Regions from separate parts of the Homo sapiens genome. Here all the other regions are linked to region 3. The links are chromatin contacts, found by Hi-C or POLR2A ChIA-PET in ENCODE. All regions are on one chromosome and are shown on one strand. The core of a region is the stretch at or near the end of the contact, and the rest is flanking DNA. Distances in the headings are between cores, read along the strand shown.

Region 1 (2,766 bases), core at 112-2,611, 380 kb after region 3:
GGGAGGCTGAGGCAGAATCACTTGAACCCGGGAGGCCAAGGTTGCAGTGAGCCAGGATTGCACCACTGCACTCCAGCCTGGGTGACAGAGTGAGACTCCATCTTGGGAAAAAAAAAAAAAAAGAGTGCATGGGGTGTGCCAGACACGGTCTCAGTCCTTGGTCCTGGTGCCTGTGATTGTCTGTCACTTCGAATGCCCGCCCCATAGTCTTGGAAGGGGGCAAGTGTCCTCTCCATTTTAGCCCAGAGGGCTGGTGAGTGGCTGATTGGGACCTTCTGATTCAGAAGCTTTACTTTGCTCCTCCAAGCCAGGTACTTGTGCTTGATGAGAAGAAAGATGTGTGTGGCATCCCCTGAGATGGTTTCCTTCTCGTTTCTACAAAGTAGGTAGGCCTTGGTAGAAACTGCTGTTTCTCAGTAGTTGGACCATTTTATAGCCAGATTCTTCCCACTCTGGAATTTGGCTACAAAAGGTAGCAAATTGTTTACCAAGGTTTGTAGCAGTATCGCTTCTCACCAGAGTGAATAAGAAATGAAAGCTGTGGCCGAACATGGTGGCTTGCGCCTGTGATCCCAGCACTTTGGGAGGCCAAGGTGGGAGGATTGCTTGAGGCCAGGAATTCAAAACCAGCCTGGGCAACATAGTAAGACCCCATCTCTACAAAAAATGAAAAAAATTAGCCAGGTATGGTGGCGCACACCTGTGGTCCCAGCTACTCAGGAGACTAAGGTGAGAGGATTGTTTGAGCCCAGAAGTTCAAGGCTGCAGTGAGCTATGATAGTGCCACTGTACTCCAGCCTGTGTGACTGAGCAAGAACCTGTCTTTTAAAAAAAAAAAAGCAAATGGCTGGGCACGGTGGCTCACGCCTGTAATCCCAGTACTTTAAGAGACCGAGGTGGGTGGATCACCTGAGGTCAGGAGTTTGTGACCAGCTTGGCCAACATGGCGAAACCTCATCCCTACTAAAAATACAGAAATTAGCTGGGCATGGTGGCGGGCACCTGTAATCCCAGCTACTTGGGAGGCTGAGGCAGGAGAATCGCTTGAACCTGGGAGGCGGAAGTTGTAGTGAGCGAAGTGTAGTGAGCGTGACTGCACTCCAGCCTGGGCGACAAGAGCGAAACTCCTTCTCTAGAAAACAAAAGGAAATAAAAGGTTTCACTTACAGTGGCAAGCACAAAGGACTTGAGTGAGAAGTTCCCTATATTAACACTAGAGCCATTTTTTCTCCCTGGGTTCAGAAAACAGTCCCAGCATCCAACATTTATTAGCATTCACTTGGAAGCCAGGTGTCTTTTGGAGGCTGAAGCCTCACCTCTTCAGTTACGCCTGGGCTGTGATTTGCTGTGGCCCTCTGATGACTGCCTGCTGACTCAGAGGCTCGGTGAGGAAATGAGGTGGCCACCCAGCTTAGGACTTGTTGTGCCCGGTTGTGTATTGATTTGGAATGATTTGTGAGCCCTCCGGCCTGAGGTCAGTGAATCCTGTGACCTCACAGGCCACTGCCCTGAACAGCACTACCATCTAGGCCTGTTAGTGATTTCGTGATTATGAAGTCTTGACTCATATAGAGCGTTATTGCTTGTAAAACACTGTTACATGTGTTCTCCTTTTGTCCTCGCTGTAGGCGTTACTTTCATTTTACATTAGAGAAAGTTGAAATTTAGAAAGCCAGATTCAGTGAACTGTTCTGGATCAAATATTTAATAGTATACATTGTTGCTATCAGATCTTTGAATCATTTTGAGGAAAGTAGGACTTTAGGTTTGGCGACTTCAAGTTGCCATTTTTGGAGGTCGGCAACCCGGTTTGATGCTCCTGGGATTGAGATAATAAATGTATCATTTATGTTAACCCAGCTGTTGATACTTTGGATTTTTAAGTTTTATTTCCCCTTATGTTCTCAACTACCTGAAATGGTTGGTATCTGAGAACCTTGAGATGGTGCTTTGAACTTTACTTCTTTATTTGGACTGTTTCTCCTGTGTTGGAAAGAAAAGGTGAAAGGCCGGACACAGTGATTCATGTCTATAACCCCAGCACTTTGAGAGGGTGATGTGAGAGGATCACTTGAGCCCAGGAGTTCAAGACCAGCCTGGGCAACCCCATCTCTACAAAAAATAATAAAAAATAATTAGCTGGACATGGTGGCACATAGCTATAGTCCCAGCTACTTGGAAGGCTGAGGCAGGAGGATTGCTTGAGCCCAGGAGTTTGAGACTGCAGTAAGTGATGATTGCGCCCAAAGAATAAAGCAGGGAAAGGAGGGAAATAGCCAAGATTTGATTATTTAACCTGGAGAAAAGATGATCTCCGTTTGAGAAAATAATGTGCAGAAAAGAATTTTGCTAAGTTCACTAACGGCCGGAGCTTTTATCAACATCCAATCCTCCTTAATTACAGTCAAGACCTTTTTTTTCAACCTAAGGTTCCCAGTCACAGGAAGAAACCCTAAGCTGCATTAAACTAAATGAAATATAAACAAAAAAGAAACTTTCAGAAATAAAAAACTTACTAGCACGTCTTGGATCACTAGGATAAATGACAATGACTACATTATCCCTCACCCCCACCTTTTTTTTCCCCAAAGAGAGTGGGTCTTACTCTGTCACCCAGGCTGGAGTGCAGTGGCACGATCTTGGCTTACTACAACCTCTGCCTCCTGGGTTCACACCATTCTCCTGCCTCAGCCTCCCGTGTAGCTGGGACTACAGGCGCACGCTGCCACGCCCAGCTAATTTTTTGTATTTTTAGTAGAGACGGGG
Region 2 (2,718 bases), core at 193-2,692, 330 kb after region 3:
ATGAATAAGTAAGTAAATAAATAAATAAATACATACATAAGAAAGAAGGAGGAGTGGGGGGGGGAGGAGGAGGAGGAGGAACGGGAGGAAACAGCCAGGCCGTGGCTCATGCCTGTAAAGGAGGAAGAGGAGGAGGAAGAAACAGCCAGGCACAGTGGCTCAAGCCTGTAAAGGAGGAGGAGGAAACAGCCAGGTGTGGTGGCTCATGCCTGTTAAAGGAGGAGGAGGAGGAGAAGGAAGAGGAGGAGGAGGAGGAGGAAGAAACAGCCAGGAGCAGTGGAGGAGCAGGAGATGGAGGAGGAGGAGGAAGAAGAGGAGGAGGAGAAAGAAGAGGAGGTGGAGGAGGAGGAGTGGAGGAGAGGAGAGGAGGAGAGGAGGAGGAGAGGAGGAGGAGGAGAGGAGGCGGAGAGGAGAGGAGGAGGAGAGGAGGAGGAGAGGAGGAGGAGGGGAGGAGGAGGAGAGGAGAGGAGGAGGGGAGGAGAAGGAGGGGAGGAGAAGGAGCGGAGGAGGAGGGGAGTAGAAGGAGTGGAGGAGAGGAGGCGGAGAGGAGAGGAGGAGAGGAGGCGGAGAGGAGAGGAGGAGGAGAGGAGGAGGAGAGGAGGAGGAGGGGAGGAGGAGGAGGGGAGGAGAAGGAGCGGAGGAGGAGGGGAGTAGAAGGAGGGGAGGAGGAGGGGAGGAGGAGGGGAGGAGGAGGAGGGGAGGAGGAGGAGAGAAGGAGAGGAGAAGGAGGGGAGGAGGAGGAGAGGAGGAGAGGGGGAGGAGGAGAGGAGGAGGAGGGGAGGAGGAGGAGAGGAGGAGGAGAAGGAGGTGGAGGAGGAGGAGAAGGAGGTGGAGGAGGAGGAGGTGGAGAAGGAGGTGGAAGAGGAGGAAAGGAAGAAGGGAGGAGGAGGAAAGGAGGGGGAGGAGGGAGGGGGAGAAGAGGAGGAGGGGGAGAAGGAGGAGAGGGAGGAGGAGAAGGAAACGGCGAGGCTTGGTGGCTTACACCTGTAGAGGAGGAGTAGGAGGAAGAAACAGCCAGGCTCCCTGGCTCAGGTCTGTAAAGGAGGAGGAGAATGAGGAGGAGGAGGAGAAGGAAGAAACAGCCAGGCCTGGTGGCTCTCACACCTGTAAAGGAAGAGGAAGAGGAGGAGGAGCAGGAGGAAACAGCCAGGCGTGGTGGCTCACGCCTGTAAAGGAGAAAGAGGAGGAAGAAACAGCCAGGCACAGTGGCTCAAGCCTGCAAAGGAGGAGGAGGAAACAGCCAGTTGCAGTGGCTCACGCCTGTAGAGGAGGAGGAGGAGACAGCCAGGCACAGTGGCTCATGCCTGTAAAGGAGGAGGAGGAGGAGCAGGAGGAAGAAGAAACAGCCAGGAAGGGTGGCTCATGCCGGTAAAGGAGGAGAAGGAAGAGGAGGAGGAGGAGGAAACAGCCAGGCGAGGTGGCTCACGACTGTAAAGGACGAGGAGGAGGAGGAAGAGGGAGAAACAGCCAGGTGTGGTGGCGCAGCCTGTAAAGGAGGAGGAGGAGGAAACAGCCAGGCGAGGTGGCTTACGCCTGTAAAGGAGGAGGAGGAGGAGGAGGAGGAGGAAAAAACAGCCAAGCGCAGTGGCTCATGCCTGTAAAGGAGGAGGAGGAGAAGGAAACTACATGGATTGGTGGCTCAGGCCTGTAAAGGAGGAGGGGAGGGGAGGGGGGAGGAGGAGAAGGAAGAGACGGAAACTGCCAGGCACGGTGGCTCATGCCTGTAATCCCAGCAATTTGGGGGGCAGCAGTAAGGAGGAAGGAAGGAGGAGGAAAAAGAATGAGGAGGAGGAAAGAGGGAGGAAGAAAAAGAAACAGCCAAGCGGGCTTGGTGGCTCATACCCATACTCCCAGCTACTCCAGAGGCTGAGGCAGAAGAAACGCTTGAACCTGGGAGGCGGAGGTTGCAGTTAGCTGAGATCGGGCTACTGCACTCCAGCCTGGGCGACAGAGTGAGACTCCATCTCAAAAAAAAAAAAAAGAGCCAGGTGCAGTGGCTCACGCCTGTAATCCATCTATTTGGGAGGCTGAGGCGGGAAGATTGCTAGAAACCCAGGCGTTTGAGACCAGCCTGACCAACATAGTGAGACCCTGTTTTTACAAAAATAAAAATTTAAAAAAAAATTAAAAATTAGCCAGGAATGGTGGCACAAACCAGTCATCCCAGCTACTCAGAAGGCTGAGGCAAGAGGATCACTTGAGCCCAGGCGGTCAAGGCTGCAGTGAGCTATGGTCAAACCACTGCACTTGAGCCTGGGCAATGGAGTAAGACTCTGTCTCAAAAAAATAGTAATAAAGTTTGAAATACAATAAGAATTACCGAAATGTGACACAAAGACAGCGAATGAACACATGCTGTTGGAAAAACGGCACCAATACGCTACCTCAACACAGGGTTGCCACAATCCTCTAGTATGTTAAAAAATGGGCCACGCATGGTGACTCACGCCTGTAACTCCAGCACTTTGGGAGGCTGAGATGGGAGGATTGCTTGATGCCAGGAGTTCGAAACCAGCCTGGTCAACATAGCGAGACCCCCCCCCATCTAAATTGTTTTAAATATTATTATTATTATCTTTTTTTTTTGAGACAGAGTCTTGTTCTGTCGCTCAGGCTGGAGTGCAGTGGCACAATCTCAGCTCACTGCAAGCTCCGCCTCCTGGGTTCACGCCATTCTCCTGCCTCAGCCTCCCGAGTAGCTGGGACTACAGGTGCCCG
Region 3 (2,965 bases), core at 141-2,640:
TTGCCCAGGCTGGTCTCGAACTCCTGGGCTCAAGCAATCCTTCTGCCTTGGCCTCCCAAAGTGCTGGGATTATAGGTGTGACCCACTATGCCTGGCCTTGAAAATCCATTTTATTTCATTTTTTATAATTTATTTATTTTTTTGAGACGGAGTCTCACTGTCACCCAGGCTGAAGTGCAGTGGCACAGTCTTGGCTCATTGCAAACTATGCCTCCCGGGTTCACGCCATTCTCCTGCCTCAGCCTTCCCAGTAGCTGGGACTACAGGCGCGCGCCATCACGCCTGGGTAATTTTTTTTTTTTTTTTGTATTTTCAGTAGAGACGGGGTTTCACCGTGTTAGCCAGGATGGTCTCGATCTCCTGACCTCGTGAACCGCCCGCCTCGGCCTCCCAAAGTGCTGGGATTACAGGCGTGAGCCACCATGCCCAGCCGAAAATCCATTTTATTTATTTATTTACTTATTTAGGTGTGACCCACCATGCCTCGCCTTGAAAATCTTATTTATTTATTTAGAGACAGAGTTTTGCTCTTGTTGCCCAGGCTGGAGTGCAATGGCGCGGTCTCGGCTCACTGCAACCTCCACCTCCCGGGTTCAAGCAATTCTCTGCCTCAGCCTCCCGAGTAGCTGGGATTACAGGCGCCCGCCACCACCCCTAGCTAATTTTTGTATTTTTAGTAGAGACGGGGTTTCACCATGCTGGCCAGGCTGGTCTTCAACTCCTGACCTGGTGATCCACCCACTCGGCCTCCTAAAGTGCTGGGATTACAGGTGTGAGCCACCGCACCCGGCCAGTCCCTTATATAAATTTTTAAAAAGATGTTTTCTTCGTTTCCTAGCCCCTTCTACCCACCTACAAAGTTCCAAAGGCTTTAATACTATTGCAACGGCAGTCAGAGGTCAAGCTGGGGGGGTGCGGTGCAGCTCCCTAACGCGGGGCAGCCTCAAAGGGGGCCGACCCTGCCCAGCACGAATGGCACCGGGCGGTGGGGGACGCTCTCGAGGTCCCCGGAACATGGCTGGGGGAAGTGTTGGGGGGTGCACATACCCAGGCTCAGCTGAGGCGAGTGCGCGGCCAGGGCTGCAGCTGGCGCTGGCTGGTACTTGCTCAGGCCATTGAGGAGCTTCTGGGCGACCCTGCGCTCGTGCCTACCAGGCGCCAGCCAGTAGGTGCGCAGCGCCTGCTCCAGCAGCGTCAAGCCTTTGCTGCGCGGACCCCGCAGGCCGGGAAGTCACGCAGGTGGTAGTAGTCCAGGTGGTCGTAAACTCCTCCTCATAGCTTATGGGTGGCGGCGGCTGGGCTGAAGACTGCGGACAGGACATCCCGCCCGGCCGCCTGTGGTCACCCTCCCGCGCAGGCGCGCTCCTGGAAGACCCAGCACCTGGAGTTCCGATTGGCTCTGCGTGAGGGGCGGGCCTTTGCGACATCTTGGGGGCGCCTTCGGTGACGTCACAGGGGCGGGCCTTCTGCCACGTCACAAGGGCTGTACAGTTCCTGGAGCTGGGCAGTCTTCTCAGAGTGGAGCCTGGTAACCGCGACCTCCCCGCCAGTTCCTGTGTGTTGCTGGCTGGAAAGGGGTAGTTGACAAACTCCCACCCAGCACAGTATTTATGTCGGTCAAAAATGGAAAACTATGTGTCCGGGCACGGCCCAGGAAGGAGGATTCCTTCAGGCCAAGAGCAGCCTAGCAATATGGCGCAACCCCACCTCTGTAGTCCAACCTCAGCCTCCCAGCTACTTGAACCCCAAGATTCAAGGCTCCAATGAGCTGTGATCTCACCACAGCACTCCTGCCTGCGAGACTGAGGTAAACCCTGTATAAAAAAATAAAAAAGAAAACTATCCAAGTGTACAACCGGGAGGGACTGCTTAAAGAACACATGAGGCTCCCTGGGCCGTGCTATCCCGGCACTTTGGGAGGCCGAGGCAGGAGGATGGCTTGGGTTCAGGAGTTCGAGATGCGCCTGGACAACATGACGCAACCCCGTCTCTACGAAAGATACAAAGATTAGCCAGGCGCGGTGCACGCTTGGCCTAATTTTTGTATCTTCCGTAGAGATGGGGGGGGTCTTGCTATGTTGCCCGGGCCGGTCTCGAACTCCTGGGTTCAAGCGATCTTCTCACCTTGGCCTTTAGAGTTGTTGGGATTACAGGCGTGAGCCACCGTACCCTCCTGGGCTAGGCTATTTAATAACATAAGAAAGTGCGGTGGCTCACGCCTGTAATCCCAACACTTTGGGAGGCCGAGGCGGGTGGATCACCTGAGGTCAGGAGTTTGAGACCATCCTTGCCAATATGGTGAAACCCAGTCTCTACAAAAAAATACAAAAATTAGGCTGGGCGCGGTGGCTCACACCTGTAATCTCAGCACTTTGGGAAGCTGAGGCGGGCCGATCACCTGAGGTTGGGAGTTCAAGACCAGCCTGACCAACATGGAGAAACCCCATCTCTACTAAAAATACAAAATTAGCCGGGCGTGGTGGTGCATGCCTGTAGTCCCAGCTACTCAGGAGGCTAAGACAGGAGAGTCTCTTGAACCCAGGAGGCGGAGGTTGCAGTGAGCCGAGAAGCATCACTGCACCCCAGTCTGGGCGACAGAGCAAGACTCCAGAGCTTGAGACCAGCCTGGGCCATGTAGTGAAACCCTGTTTATAAAAAACAAACAAAAAAAGCCAGGTGTACCTGTGTCCACCTGTGGCCCCACTACTTAAGAGTCTGAGGCAGGAGGATAACTTGAGGCCAGGAGCTGAAGGCTGCAGTGAGCTATGGTCATCCCACTGCTCTCCATCCTGAGCAATAGAATGAAACCTTGTCTCTAGATAGCTAGCTAGCTAGGTAATTGATACGTAGTTTTCTATCGGAAATCTTTTTCCTAGACTTGAACATGTTTTTCTAAAGTAGCATTCAACACATCAGCATTTTACAGTGTTATTAGTTGTTAATATGATTATGTTTTTCTGAAATA

Evidence for each region. Hi-C counts contacts between places; a loop is a spot of excess contacts on that map. ChIA-PET counts read pairs that join two places held with the same protein, here RNA polymerase II (POLR2A). Pooled maps may share reads with other maps.
Region 1: a pooled map shows a loop between it and region 3 (3-fold over the local background). The contact joins the enhancer-like site here to the promoter of LINC03006 in region 3. A Hi-C loop is called at or near these places in 1 of 50 pooled maps. POLR2A ChIA-PET finds 5 or more read pairs at or near these places in 2 of 52 experiments (activated CD8-positive, alpha-beta memory T cell and activated T-cell).
Region 2: a loop to region 3 is called in a pooled map, with 3 times the contacts of the local background. The contact joins the enhancer-like site here to the promoter of LINC03006 in region 3. A Hi-C loop is called at or near these places in 1 of 50 pooled maps.

The regions. Positions count from the first base shown.
Region 1 is chr7:66,147,235-66,150,000 of GRCh38, forward strand. The region is part of intron 5 of CRCP (CGRP receptor component); the gene reads left to right. Among named protein-coding and RNA genes, the nearest start is that of CRCP, 34 kb to the left of the region's middle. RefSeq lists enhancers at 772-1,971, 1,251-1,430. Within about 2 kb of position 1,362, at least 18 of the 41 ENCODE cell types and tissues checked have a DNase peak (open chromatin) inside an H3K27ac peak, as active enhancers do.
Region 2 is chr7:66,098,674-66,101,391 of GRCh38, forward strand. No RefSeq gene overlaps it. Among named protein-coding and RNA genes, the nearest start is that of CRCP, 15 kb to the right of the region's middle. RefSeq lists an enhancer at 1,532-2,093. Within about 2 kb of position 1,443, at least 38 of the 41 ENCODE cell types and tissues checked have a DNase peak (open chromatin) inside an H3K27ac peak, as active enhancers do.
Region 3 is chr7:65,769,420-65,772,384 of GRCh38, forward strand. LINC03006 (long intergenic non-protein coding RNA 3006) reads right to left here and starts at 1,391. Exons shown (of 8, transcript NR_038378.4): 1 at 1,048-1,391. RefSeq lists enhancers at 1-423, 424-1,046, 1,293-1,542.